2 separate regions of the Homo sapiens genome follow, and region 2 is linked to region 1. A link is a contact called in ENCODE Hi-C or POLR2A ChIA-PET data. All regions are on one chromosome and are shown on one strand. The core of a region is the stretch at or near the end of the contact, and the rest is flanking DNA. Distances in the headings are between cores, read along the strand shown. Region 1 overlaps GNG12 (G protein subunit gamma 12). Region 2 overlaps GNG12 (G protein subunit gamma 12).

Region 1 (2,866 bases), core at 225-2,724:
TCTCCCTATGCTGTAGTGAGAAGTGGCTCACAGACTCTGCCTCTCTGTTGAACAACTATAGCTTTTACTTTGAAAACTAATGTCATTCATTTCTATAATGGCTAATAAATATTTTTAGTGGCCCAGAATGCATTTTAAAACGTGTGTGTATATGCACGTGTGTGTGTGTGTGTGTGTGTGTGTGTCTGTATGTGTATCCATGTAAATGGGCAGTCCTGGTAGACTATGAGTGGATGCGTGGGTGGGTGGGTGAGGGGGTGAATGTGTGTAAATGGTTGGGAAAGTCTGGAGTGGCCCAAATAATAACTGAGGTTAAAAACTGGTGAAAAATATTTTAATGTAAAAGGAAAAACAAAAGTTCATGCATCTTTTTTAATGAGGAGCAAAAATAACTCCTTACCTGTTAGTGTTATTTTTAAAGTATATGATGAGTAATTTATTACCTGCTGCTACATATAGTGTCATAAAATATGAAAATACGACTAATAAGTGGGAAAGGAAATTTGTGCAAGTCAGCATTGCTGTAACTGAAAGAACTAGAGTTTATCCTGCACATATACTGGCAGTCTAATGTGAGTCTGAGGCAAATGAGAGAGCTCAATAAGACTGCATGTAAGTAGATATAGGATATTCTGAGAAATAAGAGGGCCTGGAAACCTAAGCCCCAGTTATAACACTGTTTCTATGGGAAAATATGCTACATAAATACCTTCTTTGAAACCAACTTTTGAAACCCTGCCGATTTGTAAGTTAGGGGCTAATGATATAAAATGATCACCTACTGATCTGTAAAATTCTCAGCACTAGTCTGTCATCAAGCATTTATTGAGTAACTGCTGGGTGAATTACGCTGTGATGAGCATAGCAGGGTGAAACAAAAGAAATAAAGGAGTGTTTCTGCCCTCAAAAAGCGTGCACCTCGTTGGAGAGAGAAAACCTGCATACAAAGCAACCTGAGAACTTTTACAATGCCTGAGCCCACAAAGCAAGAGGCCTGCAGGCAGCAGTGTGAAAGAGGGATGTGAGGCAAGTGTGGTTAATCAGGAAAATGTGAGGTTCCACTGGGAGAACATGTTCCCTGTTCGTTTGTAATCCCCCAGAGGCACACCAAAGACTCTCTCATTTTTCCTGGAGAGCCTCACACAAGCATGAAGCAGTAGCTGCGGTGAATGTCATATGATCCTGGCGTGCCAAGCAATTCAAAACTACAAATGGCATGTGGTATTACCTTATTAGGAAAGGTTCAGGCTTTTTTCCTCTTTCTGCTCCGTTTTTGTTGTTTAAAGGAAGATAGGTTGTTGGCAGGCTGGGCAGTGGGTACCTTCTGTACCCAGAGTTTCAGTTCTGAAGCACACCCTGGTGAATCATAGCCTTTCTGAGAGTGCCCAAGGTTTGGAGCCCAACTTTGTGTTTTTGTGTAAATTTCTGGGAGAGTCTGTAGATGGGACAGTTCCTAACCAGTGACTCAGCACCTGAGAGGCAGAGTCCTTACCTTATTTGTCAGGCAGAGCTGTTGCTTTTCATTTCTCTCCAGCCTTGAGGTCTCCAAAAGGGAGAAGGGAGATCAGGAGAGGGGAACAAGTTGTGGATAAAAATTCTCAGTCTGGGGCTGTGGTGCATCCCACTGGGAATGCCGATAGCCTGTGGAGATGGGCGTGTGGCTGAGGCTGCCTTGCCAGGTGAGGCATCCAGATCAACCAGTCTGTCCTGATTGGAGGCTCCTAAAATAAGCCCTTTGCTCTGTCGTGCAGGCTGCCTCTGAGACGTGCTTCCTGGGGGCAGCAATCAGCAAACAGTTGTACCCAGACCCTTCCTCCTGGTACTGTATTTTAGCTTTGAGAAGCACTGAATCCGTGTTACTATATATGCAGTGGGGGAAAGGATGACATTCCTCCTCAAAAGATTTACATCATCATCAGTAGCAGCAAACATTTATTGAGTGCTTACTGTGTTCCAGGCACTCCATATGCTTTGTCTCATTTAATTCCCTTTACAGCCTTGGAAGGGCTTTTTTATTATTAAAACTCCTAATACTGTTATCTTAAAATAATAATTTTACCCTAATGTAAAGTTCCATTTTGCAGGTGAAAAAAACAGAGGTTTAGGGAAAGGTTAAGCGACCTATCCATAGTCTCACTACGAGCAAATGACAAAGGCAGGATGCGAACCCAAATCTGTCTCCCTCCAAACTAAGTTAGCAGACTATTCTTCTTAGACACCTTTTTATTTGCGGTTACTATAAGTAATGTCTGTAGACCTTCTGCTTTATTCTCCTGCATTATTCAGGAAGAAATGGAGGGTTTGGTTGTTCCCCACCTCCTCCCCTCCAGGGGAGTGGGAAGAGGGAAAGTCCTTGGAAAATAAGTCAGAGATGATTTTTTTTTTTTTAAGGAGAGTTTGTAAGGGAAGTGTTGAGTTGGCCAACCGAAAGGGAGAGGCTATTCTGGACTTCACATGTGTTATGGAAGAATGCGTGGTAATGAGTGGGAGAAACAGAAAGTAAACCAGTACAGGGCAGGATCAAATAGAAGGAAATGTGATAGCAAAGAAAGGGGCAGTCCTGCCTCCAAAAGTAGCATGTTAATGATTAGCACTCTGCAGACTTTTCAGATCTCACATGCTCTCAGCAGTATTCAGAACTCCCTTGTTTGGGGGAGAGTTTTGCTTTCCAAAACACAAAACCATGACATTTAATTCTCAGTTTCTGTAGGGACTAGATGAAATCACCACTGGAAAAACAAGAATGGCAGTGCATGTTAATTATTTCAGGAACTCTTAGAGGGTGCGAATAAAACAGCTGCCATCCCAAAAGACGCTGCACTTCTTCCTCCACCCTCTCTTCTTATCCCCCCAAGCACGATTTCTG
Region 2 (2,866 bases), core at 264-2,763, 42 kb before region 1:
TCACCAAGACTTGCAGATGATTTATTGCATTTTATTTATTAAAGAGGTAAAAGGGCAGAACTGATACCCATCTGTGTTTTCTATTTATGTTATCACTAATGTTAGAATTTGACCAGATCTTTGAACTAAGCTGAGTCTGACTTATTTCTCAAATGAGTCAGGATTAAGAATATCCTATTTTTACACAATGATTCCAAAGTCTTATATATAAAAGATCCAGAAAGATTATGCTTCAAGAAAAGGAGAAAAGACACAGGAGACAATTTCCAGTTGACTGAACTCTCTGAAGCTGAGGTTTGCTAAGAGTCCAAGGTGGAATTCACAGAGTGACATTGGTCTCTGTGGGGTGGTATTCACTGTCACACTGGGAAAATGTCAGAGGCTGGGAGAACGACTGTCCCCTGGGAGCTAACTCTGTCCACTGAGTGTGTCATGATAAATGGGTTTCATTCATGAAGGAAACACTGCTCTTCTGAAAAGCACCAATACTGGCCAGGCAGCCAGAAAACCCAAATATATTGGAGACTCCTGGCAGAAGGGGCCTGAACTCCCTTCTAGTCTCTTCCAAGGAGTTGTCTTAATATTCCACAGTGTTTTCTGTGGCTGCTAGGCCCAAACTGCATGGAACCATACAACAAAAGTTGTGTGGCAAACTACTTGGCATTGAAATCTGAGCCAGCCTTATTCAGATACAACTGGAGGGGAGAAAAACTGCCACTACCACAAATAAGGCAGACAATGTCTTTATTAGCTTAATTCTGCAAGCATTTTTTAAAGGTAATAAAGCCTTGAGGCTTTAGTTAGAGGCAAAAGACTACAGAACATGCCAGATGCTTAGTAAAAATTCAGAATGTAGCCATGAGGTTTTATATATCAAAACACCCCAATGGGCAGATACCAGAATCTAGGGGGTAAGGCATACGTAGTTTAAAAATCATGCCTTATCTTATGATTCACTTGGGGAAAGAGGAAATGTTTATTTTTATAATACGAACATCAGAAAAATCAAGTTCAATAAAATATTTCTGGCCAGTTGAGAATATGCATTCATTCAGTAACCAAAAAATGTGTATTTTTTCTTGAATGCCTAGCCTGTGTCAGGCATTGCCTCAGGCACTGGGAGTGCAACGGTAAACAAACAACATCCTTTTCTTACGGCATTGACATTCCAGTGAAGGAGAGGGAATAATTCAATAGATAGAAAATAGAGTGCCAGGAAGGGGGAAGGGGTACGTACCAAGAAGAAAAGCAAAGCAGAGTCTGGGAAGAGAGAGTAGGGCCTTTCTGAGGAGATAACGCTTGACCCAGAGACCTGAAAGAAGTGAGGCAGTGAGATGTGCAGGCCTGCAGTGTCTGTGAGAAGTTTAAGCAGAAGGAAGAACCTGTGTCAAGGCCCCAAGACAGAGCATTGCTTGGCAGATTTAAGGAGAAGAGGGGTTAGTGTGGCTGGATAGAGTGAGCCAAGGCCAGTTCTCATAGCTGCTGATGGGCCAAGGAGTGGACGTGAGTAAGTGTGTTAAGTATGCTGAGAATCTGTTGGAGAGTTTTGAGCTAGGGAATAATGACTGATGGAAACTAGATGGGGGGTTGAGGAGGGAAGCAAGTGTGAAGCCCAGATCAGCAGAGGGAACTCTTTAAGTCATCCAGGCGAGAGATGCTGCTAGTTTGCCCAGATGGGAGCAGAGGAGATGCCAACGCATGATTGGATTCTGGAGGTATTTTGAAGGTAGGGCTGACAGGATTTGCTGATTGATGGGATATGCAGTTGGTGAGAAAGGAGCCAAAAATGAATGAAGATTTTGACTTGAACAAGGGCATGAATGATGGAGTCCTACTGGTACCATTGATGTCCCCTGGGAGCCCCAAGAAGGGAGAGCAGTGTGGGAGATGATTGTGGCCAAGGCACAATTGTTTGTGATGCCTTACTAAGCATCCTAGGGGAGATGTTAAGAAATCAGTCAGACAAGTAAGTCTGACGTTCAAAGAGCAAGCTGAGACTGGAGATAGAGATTTGAGAGTCATCAGATTTGAGGAAGAGGAGAGAATTCAGCAAAGGAGACTGAAAATACATATCACAGTTTGCTAAGACACCTAAGGATGGGTATATCAGAATCTGATTAGGGAACATAAGGTTATCAGAAATGAGTGTGAATTTTAAAAGATTAAGAAAAACTGTATTTACATCATCATATCCACAATTGTTCCTGGAATTAGGAGATACATGTTCACAGGAGTAAAAGCTGGCTTTGACAAATAAGATAAATAGAACTGAATTTCAGAATTAACTCTTGTGTTACCCTTCCCCTGAGCCACTATGAACATTTCAGTTTTAGAAAATTAGATATAAATAAGTACATCCAGAGTGTGTTTTTCATTTATGAAAAATCTAGGGCGCTTCAAGTAAAGAAATAATCCTTGTGGGAAGGAAAACAAATACATATAGGAATAAAGTATGGGCTGGGCATGGTGCCTCACACCTGTAATCCCAGCACTTTGAGAGGCCAAGGCGGGTAGATCACGAGGTCAGGAGTTGGAGATCAGCCTGACAAACATGGTGAAACCTTGTCTCTACTAAAAATACAAAAATTAGCCAGACGTGGTGGTGGCGGCACACGCCTGTAATCCCAGCTACTCAGGAGGCTGAGGCAGGAGAATTGCTTGAACCCGGGAGGCAGAGGTTACAGAGAGCCGAGATAGTGCCACTGCATTCCAGCCTGAGCAACAGAGCGAGATTCCATCTCAAAAAAAAAAAAAAAAAGGAATAAACTATGGCCTATGCAGTCAGGGGACCTTACGATCAAGTTGTCGATGCAGATACATAAATACATCACCAACAGGGGATCTGAGGAAAAGGGATAGGCACAGA

What was found. Hi-C counts contacts between places; a loop is a spot of excess contacts on that map. ChIA-PET counts read pairs that join two places held with the same protein, here RNA polymerase II (POLR2A). Pooled maps may share reads with other maps.
Region 2: a pooled map shows a loop between it and region 1 (5-fold over the local background). The contact joins two enhancer-like sites. A Hi-C loop is called at or near these places in 2 of 168 maps with a recorded cell type or tissue (PC-9 and endothelial cell of umbilical vein) and 3 of 50 pooled maps. POLR2A ChIA-PET finds 5 or more read pairs at or near these places in 5 of 52 experiments (GM12878, MCF 10A, OCI-LY7 and 2 more).

What each region holds. Positions count from the first base shown.
Region 1 is chr1:67,748,504-67,751,369 of GRCh38, reverse strand. The region is part of intron 2 of GNG12 (G protein subunit gamma 12); the gene reads left to right. Among named protein-coding and RNA genes, the nearest start is that of GADD45A, 65 kb to the right of the region's middle. Within about 2 kb of position 1,474, at least 24 of the 41 ENCODE cell types and tissues checked have a DNase peak (open chromatin) inside an H3K27ac peak, as active enhancers do; they include PC-9 and endothelial cell of umbilical vein, where a contact is called at or near this core.
Region 2 is chr1:67,790,503-67,793,368 of GRCh38, reverse strand. The region is part of intron 1 of GNG12 (G protein subunit gamma 12); the gene reads left to right. Among named protein-coding and RNA genes, the nearest start is that of GNG12-AS1, 40 kb to the left of the region's middle. Within about 2 kb of position 1,513, at least 9 of the 41 ENCODE cell types and tissues checked have a DNase peak (open chromatin) inside an H3K27ac peak, as active enhancers do; they include PC-9 and endothelial cell of umbilical vein, where a contact is called at or near this core.